2 separate regions of the Homo sapiens genome follow, and region 1 is linked to region 2. Evidence: chromatin loops called from intact Hi-C (ENCODE). Cell type or tissue: stomach. All regions are shown on one strand. Each heading gives the region's core, and the rest is flanking DNA. Links, peaks and the distances in the headings are about the cores only. Region 1 has its middle 14 kb from the start of OR9A2. Region 2 holds the start of LOC124901764 (a long non-coding RNA gene).

Region 1 (8,337 bases), core at 204-8,203, 190 kb before region 2:
TCACGCTCTTCACCTGTAAAGTGGAGATAATAACCTTTTCTTAGCAAGGCTATTGTATTATAAATAATGTGTGTGATGGATGAAACTGGAGGTCATTATCTTAAGTGAAACAACCAAGACACAGAAAGACAAATACTGCATGTTCTCATTTATAATTGGGAGTTAAATGATGTGCTCACAGAGTGTGGAATAATAGACAATGAAAACTCAGAAGAGTGGGGAGGAAAAGAAGGATGGATGATGGGAAATTACTTAATAGGTACAATAAACATTACTTGAGAGATGGATACCCTAAAAGCCCTAACTACTATGCAATCTATGCATTTAACAAAATTATCTCCTAAATTTAATACAATTTTTTAAAAAAAGCAATAATGTATGCAATGTCTTCATCATGACGGCTGGAAGTATGTTGTCAGTAATGGTAGTCATTATTGCTAAAAGCTAAGTTTCACTCCTAAGCAGCTTTGCTGTTTCTGTGGTATTTAGAGTCTCTCCCATCCTTGCCTACTGGACCCCAGCTTTTCTGCCCTAGTGTCAGCCAGCTGAGCTAGTGTCCCCCGGAATTTGCATGCATGAACTCTCCCTAGCTCCACCAGCCCCTGCCTCTGTTCCTTGTTCCCCAGCCCTGACTTTGTGAATCTTCCTTTCACGGCCTCAAGTCGTCTCCAGTTCTGCTCTAAGCTGAATCATCCTTTCTAATGTATAGTCCTTTCTTCCTTACTCAGTCCCCAAGTCTCCTTCCATCTGTCTCTGTCCCTCCACACATTGAATGGTCTTCAGTTACCTTGATATCTACTCACATGTCTCTCCATCTTCCCCATCTCTCCAATTTCCCACTCAAATTTATATCAACACATCATACATTTATTTTAGCTCAAGGGAAAAAAATATAAATATAATCCATATAAATAAGACACTGGCCCATTTACATCATTAGACAAGTCATTCTTTCTAATTATTTTTTTCATCTGAAACTTCTTCTAACACCTTAATTTTGCACGCTGACTTTAGAAGTGTTTACTTGTATATTTCAACTCGTAACGCCGCATGGTCTACGCATACAGCTTATACTCTCGCTCCCCCCATCACACACAACATTCTAGAAGCATTACTCACCATAATACCACCTTTCTTTCTAGAAAGGCCCAAAAATCACTGCTGCAACATTTTTGATCTGGGCCTCTTCTCTCTTAACATGGCCTGGGTCTCGAGCTTTCTGCAAAGCAGCAGATCTTCGTACACACAGGGGAACAGAGCGGCAGTCAAAAGGCTTGATCAGGCAGCTGTCCGCTGCACTGTGGCCCCTGCCTCACCCCAGGTTTCTGCTTCTGTCGTGCCCAGCCTGCCCTTGGAAGGGCTGGGTAATCTTACTTTGAGTTTGTAGTCTTGCTTATAGATTAATGAACAGACTCCTTCATTTATCAACATTCACTTATTTATGTTTCCTTCCTTTCATATTTTAGTTACACTTTCTGCACCCTGGGAAATTCTTTTTAGGATCTGACTATGAATCTTCCTCTATTTCCATTGGTTCCCTGAGCAATCTAACCAACTTGCAATCTTTGTTACTGTTAATTTGCCTATGACATATAGATATATATATTATTATATACATATTCTTTCCCTTGCACCTTTTCCTATTACATATATATTTTTATGTGTATCATATATAACACATATATATGTATTATATCTATAATATATGTTATATATAATATCCTATGAAAATATATATGGATCATATATATATAATAGGAAAAGGCGTAAGGGAAGGGAAAATAATCCATATATGTTTTCTTGGTTGGGCGCAGTGGCTCACACCTGTATCCCAGCACTTTGGGAGGCTGAGGCAGGTGGATCACGAGGTCAGGAGTTCGAGACCAGTCTGGCCAACGTGGTGAAACCCCGTCTCTACTAACAACATAAAAATTAGCCGGGTGCAGTGGTGCATGCCTGTATTCCCAGCTACTTGGGAGGTTGAGGCAGGAGAATCACTTGAACCCAGGAGGCGGAGGTTGTGGTGAGCCGAGATTGCACCACTGCACTCCAGCCTGGGCAACAGGGCGAGACTCCAACTCAAAGAAAAAAAAAAGAATAGATATGTGTGTTCTTTCCCTTGCACTGTTTCCTCCCTAGTCTACCTTCTGTTTTGTCATTCAGCAGACCCAAGCTCAATTCCTAGCACGGACATGACTAACCATGTAACCAATGATTTATTGTCCAAATTCAAAGAAAAAAGAAATCCAAAGATCAAAGAAAAGTGTAGATGATCTCAGATGGCTCTTCCACCTCTGAAGCTTATGGCCAGATGTGAACCTGCTCCTTTAAATGTGAACCTCCTCCTTATGGCCGGATGTGAACCTGCTCCTTAAATGTGAACCTCCTCTTTATGGCCGGATGTGAACCTGCTCCTTAAATGTGAACCTGCTCCTTAAATGTGAACCTGCTCCTTATGGCCAGATGTGAACCTGCTCCTTTAAATGTGAACCTCCTCCTTATGGCCGGATGTGAACCTGCTCCTTAAATGTGAACCTGCTCCTTAAATGTGAACCTGCTCCTTATGGCCAGATGTGATCCTGCTCCTTTAAATGTGAACCTCCTCTTTATGGCCGGATGTGAACCTGCTCCTTAAATGTGAACCTGCTCCTTAAACGTGAACCTGCTCCTTATGGCCAGATGTGAACCTGCTCCTTTAAATGTGAACCTCCTCCTTATGGCCGGATGTGAACTTGCTCCTTAAATGTGAACCTGCTCCTTATGGCCAGATGTGAACCTGCTCCTGTATTTTTTATGTTCTTCATCTCCTAAGAAGTGGTCCCTCTCATAGTCACAGGAGTGGATACCTGACCTAAGCTCATACAACTCAGAATGGGTAGAGCTGAGACTTGGGCCTAAGTCTGGCTGTAAATTCCATGTTTTTCCACGAATTGTTTTCCAATGATGAGACGAAATTCAGGGGAAAGAATCTGGGCCTCTGAGAAAGCTACTCTTCTGCACTTATAGCCTCTCCAGAGTAGTTTTCTGATCAAATTTTAAAGTGTTCTGGGAGGCTTCAGGAAAGTAGCTCATCCGTGAGAAAGAAAGAAAATAACCTGGCAGAAGCTGGTTACCTTCTGAAATCCCAACTCCTGAGCGGGGAGTTCTTGCTTGTAAGATCGCTTTCTGAATGTCCTCATGGTTGACTTAACATCAGCTGAGTCTTCTATGAAATGTCTATTTAACGTGACTAGAAATGCATGCCAAGAGATTAACGCTGAGCGGGGCCAAGTCCCAGCTGAAAACGGGTGTAAGACGCAGGGGACCCAAGATTTTCTGCCTGATGATACTTACTTTTCTTTCAAACATGAAATAAAACATACCCCCCACAGGGGATCCACCCTTCTTTTGCTCCCCCATCTAATTAGAAAGATTGACTTGTCTAATGATATAAATTGGCCAGTATCTTCTTTATATGGATTATCTTTATAATTTTTCCCTTGAGTTAAAATAAATGTATGATGTGTTGATATAAATTGGAGTGGGAAATTGGAGAGATGAGGAAGATGGAGAGAGTTATGAGTAGATATCTATCTAAGTTACTTATTTCCCCCTCCAGGCCCAGTTGGCTGTTCCTCCTCTGTGCTGCCATGCTCCCCTGCACACTCCTCTGTGGGGTGCTTGTGACCATGTGCTGTTCACTGACTCGTCCCTCTCCGTCACTGTACTGAGCTCTTGGATGGATGAGCTGGATTTCATCTCTGAGTTCTCAGTGCCTAGCATAAGGCCTGATGCTGAATGAGTATTCATTCAGAGTGTGTATGTGCGTGTGTGCGTGTGTGTGTGAGAGAGAGAGAGGAAGAAGGAGAGGGAGAATGGGGGGTGGAAGTGAAGGGGAAAAGAGAAAAGTAAAAAGGGGAAAAGGGAGAAGAAAAGAAGTAAAAAATGAAGGAACGAGGCCAGGCGCAGTGGCTCATGCCTGTAATCCCAGCACTTTGAGAGGCCACGGTGGGTGGAACACCTGAGGTCAGGAGTTCGAGACCAGCCTGGCCAACATGGTAAAACCCTGTCTTTACTAAAAATACAAAAAGTAGCCGGTCATGGTGGTGGGTGCCTATAATCCCAGCTACTCAGGAGACTGAGGCAGGAGAATAGCTTGAATCCAGGAGGCAGAGGTTGCAGTGAGCCGAGATCATGCCATTGAACTCCAGCCTGGGTGACAGAGTGAGACTCAGTCTCAAAAAAAAGAGGGAACGACTGTGAGATACGTCTGGATCAGCACTTCATTCCTTACCTGACTCCTGTAGATTTCTCTAATAAGAGGCCCATTCATGGTGCTTTGGATCTCTGGGAATAAGTTTTAACTCACATATTACTCTATACCACAGCCCTCGACATATCTGAATATTCCTCTGTCTCCAGTGATGGTTACTCATGTAGATGGCTGTAGGGGAAAAATCGGGGAACTGCTACTAGACATACTTGTCATGGTGTCGCAGGGCCCTACCTCTGGTGCCTCAGATTCCTTTTCGTTTGATAGATCGTGGGTCTGTGGACTAGCTCAAATCTGGAGATTTGGCAAAGGATCCTGACTTTCCAGTGGGGTGACTGTCCTTAGCCTTTTTCTTCTACATTCTTGATCTCTTTCAGTTATGTATATTCAGCAGAACTCTTGTTAGCTGCCCACACAGCCTGCCTCAAGAACACTATGTTCTGTGAGCCATCTCCAAAGATCCCTGCAATTCAGCCTGCTCCTATCTACCAGTTCAACCTTTCTGCCCAATAGGGTAAGTCCACCCGCTTTGCATCTGACAGTTAAGCACTGCCACCTGGCCTCTGCTGTTCTAGTTATCCATGTCCCCTTGCTACTAGAGAACTCAGTTCTGTAACAGCAGCTCCTAACATAATCCACCCCAGCTAATACTTTCTTTTACAGCACATTCTTTTTAATCATCTTGCTAGGCAGAGTGTCCTCCAGGTCTCCTTGGGAACATGATCAGCCGATAGGCTTTTCGGTCTTACATAGTAGATCCATTATAGCATTTCCACTCTTCTAAGCCTTTTGATCCTTTCCTTTATCGTCTTCCAAGGCAATTTTTGGCATCTCCGCTTAATTTAATGAAGGATGTTACTTTTTCCAAGCTTCCATGAGTCAGCAAATAGCATATATTTGACTCATTTTCCAAGCTCCTTGCCAGCGTATTAAATCCTGCATGATGGGAGAGTGGCTTCATGTTAACAAACTCTTCCTTATCCAGCTTTATCTTCCAGTCACCCCCTGGATCCACTGGCCTCTGGATCCACCCACAGGCATCTCTCCTAGTACCTGCTAGTGCACATTGGCCCATTCTTGCAGGAGCTCTGGGGTACAAAATCTCTTTTCTGTGAGCAGCCTCAGATCTTCCCCAGCTTATGTTGATATTTAACCCTGTGTATGAATCGGGTAGAAGGAGAAGAGGAGGGAGCAGTTTCTGAGGAAGACAAGCATCGTCTCGTAAGGCACCAACTTTATTTGAACTCTTTGCATATTCCTAAAGTAAGAGAGGGTGCCATATCTTCCAATAAGGGAATGAGATATTTCTGCAGCCCAAGGGAGTTCAGAGAAATCTGGGTGTTCAAAGTTCTCAACTGCATTTATCTAGAAATCTTTACACCAAGACTGAGTCCCACTCATTCCCTATCATGAGCCAGTCTTTGCTACAGGAGATTTGGTTAGACTGAATGAATCTTCTTTGAAATTCTGTTACTTTTACAGTTCAATTCTGAGTCTTCTCTTCACTTTGTCAGCCCTTTGACTGCAGGGAGTGTCTCTTTAATTGCTGCCAAAGAAGCTTTCTGACTCTCATACCTTTAAGTAGAGCTGAGCGTGTCATTTTCTCTCCTCAACAATGTTGGGGCACTTAGCAAACATTGACTGAATTCCACAGTCCTTATAGTTACTGTTTTCCTTGAACCTTTCAAATACTGGTGCAAAGAGGAGAAAATCTTAACAACTGCATTCACTCCATCATCTCATTGCTCTGGGGTCTATCAGTACCTCCGCTGATGCAGTTCTCTCTGACATCTGCCAGCAAGTGACCCACCTCCAGATTGTCTGCTTTTAGAACCACTTCCAAGAGACTTGGATTGGGCTCCCTAGGAGCGGAGCCTGAGACAGGGATTCCTGTGGAAGTGACATATGGTAGAAATGCTGTCTGGGAAAAGGGAGGAAGGCAAGCAGGATAAGCCAAGGGCAGAGAGCTAACCCGGGATATGGTTTCAGCCACATCCCATAGGACCTCCATAGAGGTGATCTTGTGATGAAACCAGTGGAATGGCTTTTTGTATCTCTCTGTCAGGCAGTCTGCCTCGGGCTGTGGGGATTTTTTGGGGAGGGGTAGAGTATAAATTTGCATGAGGTGGTTTCTGTTCAGCCTACTGTGATTCCCTGAAGGGGAGGTTGTAAGCATTTTTAGAAGACAATTCTCACAGTAGCAGGGGGGTGGGTGTTAGAGTGTGAGTGTGGGGCAGAGAAGCATCAACAGCTCCCAATTCCATGACATGTTCCAAAAAGTCACCTAAGAGAAGACAGAACTTTTTGATATTTAGGGAGAGAAAAGTCTAATACACAAACGGATTTGGCTTAAGCAACTGGACAGAAGATCCCAACATCAAGGAAATGTCAAAGCTATAGATAAATTGTGTGTTTGCATGTATAGGGTTAGATCCCTGGTTAATTCTCATTAAATTATAAGTTTTTGTTGTCCTCAGGACTGCTGCTAACATCCCATTCTCAAAAAGTGAACAGGAGGCAAAAATAAAAGTTAAAGAAAAAAGCTTTATCCCCTTTACCCTAATTCTGGAAAAGAGCATCCAAGTATTTATGTAATGGTGAAGAAGAGAAAACAAATTTAAAATCTGGTCATTTCTCTAAGAATGGTATTTAGTGTTAACCATATGAAAGAAATTGCCAGTAAATCTAGGGAAAAAGGGTATATGTATGTATGTATGGGTGATTTTGTGGAAAACTGTTCAAAACAGTTTTGAACCGTGCAGGTTCATGGCCTTCAGAACAATAAAAAATAAATTCAGGAGAAAAAGTTGCAAACAAATTGTTTTACCAAGACCACATGGTCCAGGCATACTGGAAATAATGACCAAGAGATGAAGAATTATCCCTCATACAAATATCTATCTGGTTAGGCCAAAGAGAGAACAACATCAAAAACAGCTGTGATAACACTGTGAAGATTTCAAAATATCTCACAAATTTAAAGTATTCTACTGGTTATTGTTTCTGTGTTAAACCCAATGTGTATACCCAATCTAAATACCCTGAGCCCAAGATAACAGCAATGCATGACTAAAGGAATGTGTAGCATATGGTTCACTAAAGACCACCAAACATCTCGACCTCCCAACCAGATTAACTGAACCCCTCAGACTTCAAGCTCAACCGAAGAAGAGGTTTGTTCATGTCCAGATTTTAAGTGTTTTTCTTAAATAACTGTTTTCACAATTATCCTTGTTTATCTGGCCAGACAGTCTGCAGAGCTTCCCTGTCAATCATAGTTGCTTTAAATCTGCTCACCAATAGTTACAATGTCTGGATCAGCTCTGCATTGAGTTCTGTTGTTTTTTTCTCTTGAGAATGAATTGTTTCCTTGTCTCAAATTTTTTTAAAAAAGGCTGTAAATTGTATGTAGAACAGCTGAAAAACAATCCATTTTCAAGAGTAAAAAACAATGGAACTCAATGCAGAGCTGATCCAGACATTGGAATGATCGGTGAGTAGCTTTAACACAACTATGATTGACAAGGAAGCTCTGCAGACTGCCAGGCCAGTTAAACAAGCATAATTGGTGAAAAAAAGCATTTAAGAAAAGCACTTCAAGTCTCTGGAAATTGTACTGAGAGCATACAGCAAACAAAGAAAACATTTACTTAAGAAAATCTATCAAAGCTTGGTCAGAAGAGTGAGAGTCTATGATATTTGAACTACAACCCACTACCTTCCTCCCACCTCCCAGCTCATTACGATAGGAAATCCACTCCAGGCACGTGCAGCCAAGAGCACTGGGCTTCTTTACTATCAGCTCCCAGTCAAGGGCTCTGGTATCTTCCCAGAAGGGGTAGGTAGCCAAGCATTGCTCATCCCTCTCTTTTCCATGTACACATTGCAGAAATTAATTTCCAGGAGAGGAAAGACGAGAGGTCAGAGACTTCCTGCTATTACCCAGTCCTCACTCATAGGGCAGGGGACCTGGCTCGAGAGAAGCATGCTGAGGATGCTAGGATCCCACTCATCCTCACTCACAGAGTAGAAGCTCTACACCAGAAAAGGCAAAGCAGGAAGTGCAAAGCTGCTACCCCTGTCTG
Region 2 (8,337 bases), core at 97-8,096:
GCCATAATAAAAAAAGGGTTTAATCTATGTGCAAATATCTGCACTTGAAGCCCTAGTTCTTCCTTGGAAATGTATTCAATTTTTCTAGAAAAGAATTCTCAATATGAAGGTTTTCGATGGTTCTGTATGCAGTGGCAAGGAAGGCACTGGAAAGCATCAATGATGCAGCTATATGGCAGACAGAATTTTAATGATGCCTCTGGTTTTTGCACAATGTCTCGCTCCTGCTATCCAAAGCTAGGAATCCGATAGCCAAGGCCCTCCAGGCTTCTAGCAGCCTGATCAGCCACCACATTCCCAGAGGCCCATGACATGCATATTCTGAGCATCCTTTACTCCACTTCATCTACAATATGCTTTTTCTGATTGTCCACAACCAAGAAATAGGATGAAATCTCCAGTCTGCTCTTGGCCATCCTCATTCCCTTCTCTTTAGTGTTATGATATTTTTTTCTCTATGGAGTCTCAGAAGAAAGGGAAGTAGTGAACACATTATTTAAAAAATCAAATCAAAACCTTATACATACTTTTTTTTTATCATACAAGAACCTCTGGGTCTATTTCAGAAGCTTAATATTTGGTGCCCAAAATATTTTATCCTGGACAATCTTATATTGCACAAATCTTAATTCAGAGTCATAAAAGTCCCCCAAACTGGCTTTTTAAGCTGGTGCATAAACCCCATTGATGATAGTCTTATCCTATTTTTGTTTATGCTCATGTGCTTTCTCACCTGTTAAGAAACTTGCTAATTCTATTATGCGACTCTCTGGCAAAGCTTATCAAAGCTTCAAATTAATTAAGCAGTGGCAGCTCCCAATTTCCTTTTCTTACTGGCAAAAATTTGTTTCACAGAAAATGTTTAGAAAGCTTAAGTTGGTAACAGCTGATTGTTGACCTGGAAATAAGAGGTCTTCATCAATATGTTAAGCGGTCAGGATACTTAAAGAAAAACATCTATGGAGACTTCTTAGCATGCACTCTAGGCAAATACTTGCTGTCCTTCACCATTATTTCAGGATTTTTTTTTCCTAAAAGCATAAGAACAAACACATAAATGATAAAAGCAGAATTTAGGCCAACTCTAGCTTGCCTGCCAAGTAGGTAAGATGCGGTGGCAGAATACTGGCTACACTTGTGCCTGTATCACCATGGAGACCCTACTCTGACCATCAAATAATGGGATTCTAATGAGGAATGCTGCTGAACAACAAGCATGGCTGAGCACAAAGACAGAGCTGCTGGCATTGGAACATGGGAGTGAGCAAGAAAGGGGCAGCCCAAGGGAGAAGAAAAGGTGACACTGAACGTAGGTGTCGTGATGAGAAGAAAATAGGTTGCAGGTGGTGACTGCCTGGAGACCAGCCCAAATCACCTTCCACCTTTACGTGGAATCCAGGCTCAAAGCAGGAGGGACAAACTTGAGTGGGATAAATGTGACATGAAATGAGTCAGTTTGCCCAGAATATGTTTTTACCTATGAGGTGGATTGCATGGGATGGGGGAGGGGGGCTTGTAGGCAGGAGGGGCTGGGTCATGGAAATTAAATGAATTACTTTCCTAATGTGCATTGTTGTTTTTTTTTTTTTTTACACAATTGGTTCACAAAATAAAAAATTAATCCTTACTTTATGTATGAGCTCATCTGGGATTTTGAAATAGCCTCCTGATGCACATCTGTACTTAGACCAATTCTAAATCCTGGACTAGAATTTTGAGTAAAATCATCTCCAGGCAAGAGCCAGGACCAGTGAGAGCTGAGAGGCTCAAGAAGTGATGAGAATAGATTAGATGAACCCTCACTGCTGATATCAGAATTAGAAATGAATTATAACAAGGCTGAGTTTCAAAGAGAAATGCCCAGGATGGGGTCAGGATGCACCTTTCTCTCTCTCCATACAAGCTCTCCCTGAGGGGTCTCCTCTATTCTAAGTGCTCAGGTCCCCTCACAAGCCAATGGCTTCCAAACTTGTGTTTATCTCATCTCTTGCTCTTGATCTCCAGGCCTCTCTACCCACCAACAATCCCTTCTCCTATATATATATTTTTGGGCCCAAATTTTTGCTAAGTGAATTGTTCTGGCTCTAACTATCCTCTCCTTTGCAAATGAGAGGTCTTTCATTCTAAGAATTATCATGGGCCGGCATTTGTAGCTGACATTGAAAATAAACCTCCCCCCTCCCCAGAACTGCCTATAAGATGTGATTTTCTGAAAACCTGCAGGCCTTGGGAATGCAAATCAGAGAAAGATCCAATTGTCACCAACACTTACCAGGGAACACTGCCATTTGCATCTGCACTCCAGATCCCCGGTGGCTGCAAATATATCAGTGGCTCATTCAAACCAGAGCCCAGGCACAGATTGAAAGCTTGAGTGGAGGTGGATTTGGAAAGAGGAATGAAAAGGACACAGCTCTGGAAACTGGGGGGAATGAGCCCGTGTCACTGCCAAGATGGAAGGGTAGGCAGTGCATTCCCACATGTCTGACCCTAAGATTTCAAATTTCATTAGTAGCATCTCCTTTAGCTCAACCTAACTACAAGGAGAACGAGAAATACAAGGAAGTCCCTGCCATGTTTGGGGAGCATTTTTATCTCTGCCCCAGCATCTCCCATTTTCTGCTGAACTAAAAACCTTTCTCTTTCTCAAGATATGTGGAAAAGGAAAAGGAGAAATAAGGAATATCTCTTACTTTAGTCCTTCATTTTTCTAGCTTCCCAACTCTCCAACTCAGACTCTCGCTCTGACCCCCAAGTCAAATATGGCAGGTAGCACTGCCTTCTTTAGGGGTCTTCCAGATTATGCTACCACCACCACCACCACCACCACTCCACTTTTCAGAAACATGTGGGTTTCCACTTGTCAAAAATAAAACAACCCTCTTGATCATTATAGACTTGGGGTCTTGGCTAGAGAACAAATGAAAACAGAATTAAGAACAAAGAGGCGGGGCATGGTGGCTCAAGCCTGTAATCCCAGCACTTTTGGAGGCTGAAGCAGGTGGATCACGAGGTCAGGAGTTCGAGACCAGCCTGGCCAACATGGTGAAACCCCATCTCTACTGAAAATACAAAAATTAGCCAGGCGTGGTAATACTACTACTAATAATAATACTAATAATAACAAAGAAAAGCAAATAGTTAAGTATTTAAACATTTTGAATTCCATAAATATTGATCAAGGCCCAGTATATACCTAGACTCTTTACATTTAATATTCACTATACCCATCCAAGTTCCGGGCACCTTATAATGCACACATTTGCAAGCCACAGCCCAGCACAAAGGGCACTCCCTAAATGAGAGCAACCACAATCCCTCCTGAGAATCGCACGATGTAGAGATCCACCCTCTCTCCCTTTGAAAAAATACGACCATGGAACATAAGGCTGATCGCATCAAATATAGGAACAGAGGAGGGAGGACTCGCTGCTGGAGGGAGATAAAGCAAGTAGTCCCAATGCAGACAGTAAATGAAGGTGGCACAGGGTTCTCTGGCGTTTGTTGTATTGATGCGCCCAGCGAAAGGAAATTTGGCAGCTCTTTAGAGGTAATCTGCCTTACAAGGGACCGTGAGCTGACTGGCAAGCAACAGAGTTGCTATGCCATCATCATGGTCACATTTGTTACCCTCACTTGCGGAGGAAGAACAGTCACATTCCTCCCCACCGCAAACGTCCAAAGAGATCTGGCACCAAAGAAGACTTCCTGCTTTCCTGCCACAGCCCAAAGCCTCAGAGTCCCCCACAGATTTCACTTCCTCCATAACCTCAGATGCCATTGCTTGTAGTAAATCCATGTGATAGTGCACAGAAGCACACACACATACAGGGAGGTCTTCATTTCTTTCCTCCCTCTTTCCTTCCCTCATTCCTTCTCTTCCTTACCTCCTTCCTTTCTTTCCACTTTTCTCTCTTCCAACTTCCTTCCCTCAACCAATTTATTTATTGGTAGCCTAACACATGGACAGGCATATCTCTTTAATTTAGAAGATAAGACTTTACTACATGCAATTTAAAAGTAAAATGCACCTGTCCCCAAATAAACAGGGACAAATACATGGAGAGAGACAGAATTCAGCTTCAGTTGCATACTTCTGCCCACCACCTGAGCAAAACATACAGCTACACAGGTTCTTTCCTTTGTCAGATAATTCTAGCAACTTTTTGGCATGAAGATAGCATGCACCCACAGAGCTAAGTATATAAATGCTGTCTTACTTCCAATATCTGCAGTGAACCTGGAGTAGAGCTTTCACAATTCAATCCTATTTAGGACCTAGAGACAGGTTAATTCTGTTTAACTCTTATCACTCTTCCCTCCCTCCCACCCACCATGTCAGTCTCTTATGTGGCTCTTCTCTCTGGACCTGAAGCTCTGTTGAGGATTGAGCCCAGTTCTCCAGCTTTGCATTTCCCTCAGGCCCTATACTAATGTGGGAGGCACAAAATACCTATGTCTTATTGCATTATCTTCATGACCTGCTGCACTTTATCCTGAATATTCCATTCCATTCAAACAGATATTCCAACATCTTGTTCCCTTCATGTAACACACAACCATTTTTGGTGCTCCATAATCTTCTATCTCCCCAATGCCGTCCCCCCCGCAAAGAAAGAAAAAACAAAAACAAGCAAAAGACCCAAATCACTGTATCTCTTTTTATGGAAAAATTACAACCAGAATATATTTGCCACTTTTTAATTGATGACCTAAACAGGTAAACTCTGTAAAATATTTGCAGAGATTTATTCCGAGCCAAGTATGAGTGACCGTGGCCCATGACACAGCCCTCAGGAGATCCTGAGAACATATGCCCAAAGTGGACAGGCTACAACTTTGTTTTATACAGTTAGGGAGGCAAAAGACATCAATCACTAAAACTTAAAGTGTAATAAAAAAAAAAAAAGAAAAAAAAAAGACATCAATCAATATAAGATGTATATTGGCTCAGTCCAGAAAGGTGGGACAACTGGAAGGGGGTGCTTTCAGGTCATAGGCAAATTCAAAAATTTTCTGATGGACAATAGGTTGAGTTATTATCTACAGGCCTGGAATCAATAGAAAGAAATGTCTAGGTTACAATATGGGGTTGTGGAGACCAAGGTTTTATCATGCAGGTAAGCCTCCAGGTAGCAGGCTTCAGAGAGAATAGATTGTAAATGTTTCCTATCAGATGGAGAGTCTATTAGTCTTAAGGTCTGTGTTGATGTTAATACTGGTCAGTTGGGCCTGAATTCCAAAAGGAAGGAGGATGTAATGAGGCATGTCCGACTCCCCCTTTCTATCATGGCCTGAATGCGTTTTTCAGGTTAACTTCACAATGCTCTTGGCCAAGAGAAGGGGTCCATTCAGATGTTGGGGGGCCTGGAATTTTATTTTTGGTTTACAGAATTCTTAAAATGGTCTTCAAAATTATATATAAATAGGGCCGGGCACGGTGGCTCATGCCTGAAATCCCAGCACTTGGGGAGGCTGAGAAAGGCAGATCACTTGAGCTTAGGAGTTTGAGACTAGCCTGGACAACATGGCAAAACCTTGTCTCTACAAAAATTAGCCGGGCATGGTGGTGCCTGTGGTCCCAGCTACTCGGGAGGCTGAGGTGGGAGGATCACTTGAGCCCAGGAGGCGGAGGTTGCAGCGAGCTGTGATCACGCCACTGCACTCCAGCCTGGGTGAGAGAGCTAGAACCTGTCTCAAAAAAAAAAAGTATATATATATATATATATATATATATATACACACATATATATTTAAAAAACCAAAATTATATATAAATATATTTTTTAACCATATCACATGTAATAAAAAGCCATAAGTAATTCTGGTTTTAGATTAACAATTTCCACTCAAAGTTTTAGTGTTTGAGTAACCTGTCCTACTATGTTCCTGGATCCCAGAAAAGTGAAGGACTCAGGATGAAGGCTCACCCAGCGACGAGGGGAGAAACTTGGGTTTAGACGTTTGATTGGTGTCCTCAAGAAACCCAGGAAAGTTCCCTGGTTACAGCTTTAGCGTTTAAGCAAGCCATCCATTTACAAATTGGAAGCATTTTTAAGTTTGATTGCAGAGAGGCAAGCTGTACCTCTCTCCCTTTGGTGGCCGCATGCCCCAGCATTTTCTGCCAGCACAGATTTAAAATATTATCTATGTATTCTTCTCTCACAAGAAGGCTGGTGGCTCTCAGTCCAGGTCTTTCCACTTTTCTCTCACACTTCTCTCTTATCTCCTTCCTCTGCTGCCTTCCCCAAACATCTAGGTAACAGAAAAACATCCGGTGGTCCTAGGAAAAGAAAAAAAAACCGTGGGCTTCCCAAGGCACCACCTCTCAGTCTCCTGGTACCGACTGGCACAACTCCCAGCAATCTCACCCTCTCTAGGAAGACCTTCACAGTCCATGAGGTGGCTTCATAGAATTTTGAAATCCCCTCCCCTAAAATCATCTGGTTCCAGGTTTATTCAAAGAACCAGATTCTACAAAGCACCACGAAGGATAACTTTTTCTCTTTCCATCACTGCCTTTGGTTTTACTGTTTAACAGCTTTCTTCTGCGTTTAAGAGCAACCTTTCAGGTCTAGACATGTCAGAAATCAAAACAACATTATTTTTAGGTAAAAGATTAAAAAAAGGTTCAGTCCTATTACAATCAAAACTGTTATCTCCCATCTCATTTTAAGGTGCTCTCCCTCTCTCCAGCAAGGCCTGGGCCACAGAGCTTTACCCCAGTTCCAGCAATGAGAATGGATCCGATAAAATCTCTTTTCCTCACCTTCCTTTCCCTGCTTGCTCAACTGCTGCCAGTTTCTGGAGGCAGGAAGGGAGGGAAGAGGAAAAAGTTTAGGTAATTACTTAACTAGTTCCGGTGCAATGTGGCTACTCAATGCCCTCTGGTTGACATATGCCCAAATACTAATGAAGCGGGAAAAATTCCCTTATTCCCTTTGCAGATTATGCCACAGGGGTGTGGCTCGATTCTTTGGTGCCCCGCTGCTCAAACCCCTAGCCGGAACATGCAGATAAGCAGGTCTTGGGGAGCTTTTTTGGGCTCCAACCCCACAGCAGCATCTAGGGCTGAGTGTTTACAGTTCCCAAAGAAGCCCCAGTGGGCGTGTGCTACAGTTTACTCTTTGAGCTTTGCCGTCTGCAGGCAGCTGGTGTCAAGCGGCTCAATTAGATCCCTTGACTTATTGCAAGGACAGAGGGCTGTCTGTATCCTGAGTTCTTGTCCCAGGGTACTGGGAAAATCGAATCACGTGGGCTTGGAGGATGGGTGCAAGGTTTTATTGAGTGGTGGAGGTTGTTCTCAGTGAGGTGGATGAGGAACCAGAAGGGGATGGAGTGGGAAGGTAGTCTTCCTTGGAGTCGGGCTGCCCAGCGGACAGACTCTCCTCCGACTGCCCCCAACCGAATGCCACGTCGTCCTGCCCTAGATGGCGTGCCGGTGTCTGCTGGTGTCTGTCAGTGTGCTCTTGTGCCCCTCTGCTCCTCTCAACGTCCAGCCACTTGTGTCTGTGTCCGCTTAAGGTCTTGGGCTTACACGGGTACAGGATGGGGGGCGTGGTGGGCCAAAAGGCAACTTTTGGGGCGCAAAAACAGAAATGCTTGTTCTCATTTGCGTCCGTGGGCACAAGCCCGAGGGTGGAGCCCTTGTCAGGGACCCTGCCCTTCTCTACTCAGCACTTCCCTGCCCCCACTCCCCTGTCACTGATGGGCAGAATAATGCTCCCCAAAATGTCCATCTTCTAATCTGTGGCACGTGTGAATGTTACCTTACGTGGCCAAAGGGACTTAGCAGGTGTGATTAAGTTCAGAACCTTGCAATGGAGAGAGGATCCTGGATTATCCATATGGGCCCTATTTATTTATTTTATTGAGACAGAGTGTCACTCTGTCACCCAGGCTAGAGTGCACTGCCTTGATCTTGGCTTATTGCAACCTATGCCTCTGGAGCTCAGGTGATCCTCCCACCTCAAGTAGTTGGGACCATGGGGACCAGCCACCACGTGTGGCTAATTTTTTTTTTTTTTTTTATAGACAGGGTTTCACCACATTGCCCAGGCGGGTCTCGAACTCCTGGCCTCAAGTGATCCACCCACCTTGACCTCCCAAAGTGCTGAGATTACAGGCATGGGTCACCACACCTGGCCAGATAGGCCCAGTTTAATCCAAAGGGTCCTTAGGCAGGAGGGTGAGAGTCAGAGAAGTGAGTGACAATGGAATCAGAGATCAAAGTGATGCCATTGCTGGCTGGGAACTGTCAGCCAAGGAATGAGGGCCGTCTGGAAAAGCTGGAAAGGGCAAGGAAAGGGATTATCTGGAGCACTTCCAGAAGGAACA

Evidence for each region. A loop is a pair of places that touch in the nucleus more often than their neighbours do. Peaks named below come from ENCODE experiments on the same cell type or tissue, not always from the same donor. Only the 100,000 strongest peaks of a DNase experiment are listed, where the experiment ranks them.
Region 1: a loop joins it to region 2, with 6 times the contacts of the local background. A loop is called at or near these places in 110 of 110 quality-filtered maps.

What each region holds. Positions count from the first base shown.
Region 1 is chr7:143,008,920-143,017,256 of GRCh38, forward strand. No RefSeq gene overlaps it. Among named protein-coding and RNA genes, the nearest start is that of OR9A2, 14 kb to the right of the region's middle. In stomach, for the core only: no CTCF peak of the experiment used is centred there; a DNase peak (open chromatin) is centred at 5,142; H3K27ac peaks cover 825 bases.
Region 2 is chr7:143,202,443-143,210,779 of GRCh38, forward strand. It overlaps LOC124901764 (a long non-coding RNA gene), which reads right to left and starts at 4,272. Exons shown (of 2, transcript XR_007060567.1): 1 at 734-4,272. In stomach, for the core only: no CTCF peak of the experiment used is centred there; no DNase peak of the experiment used is centred there.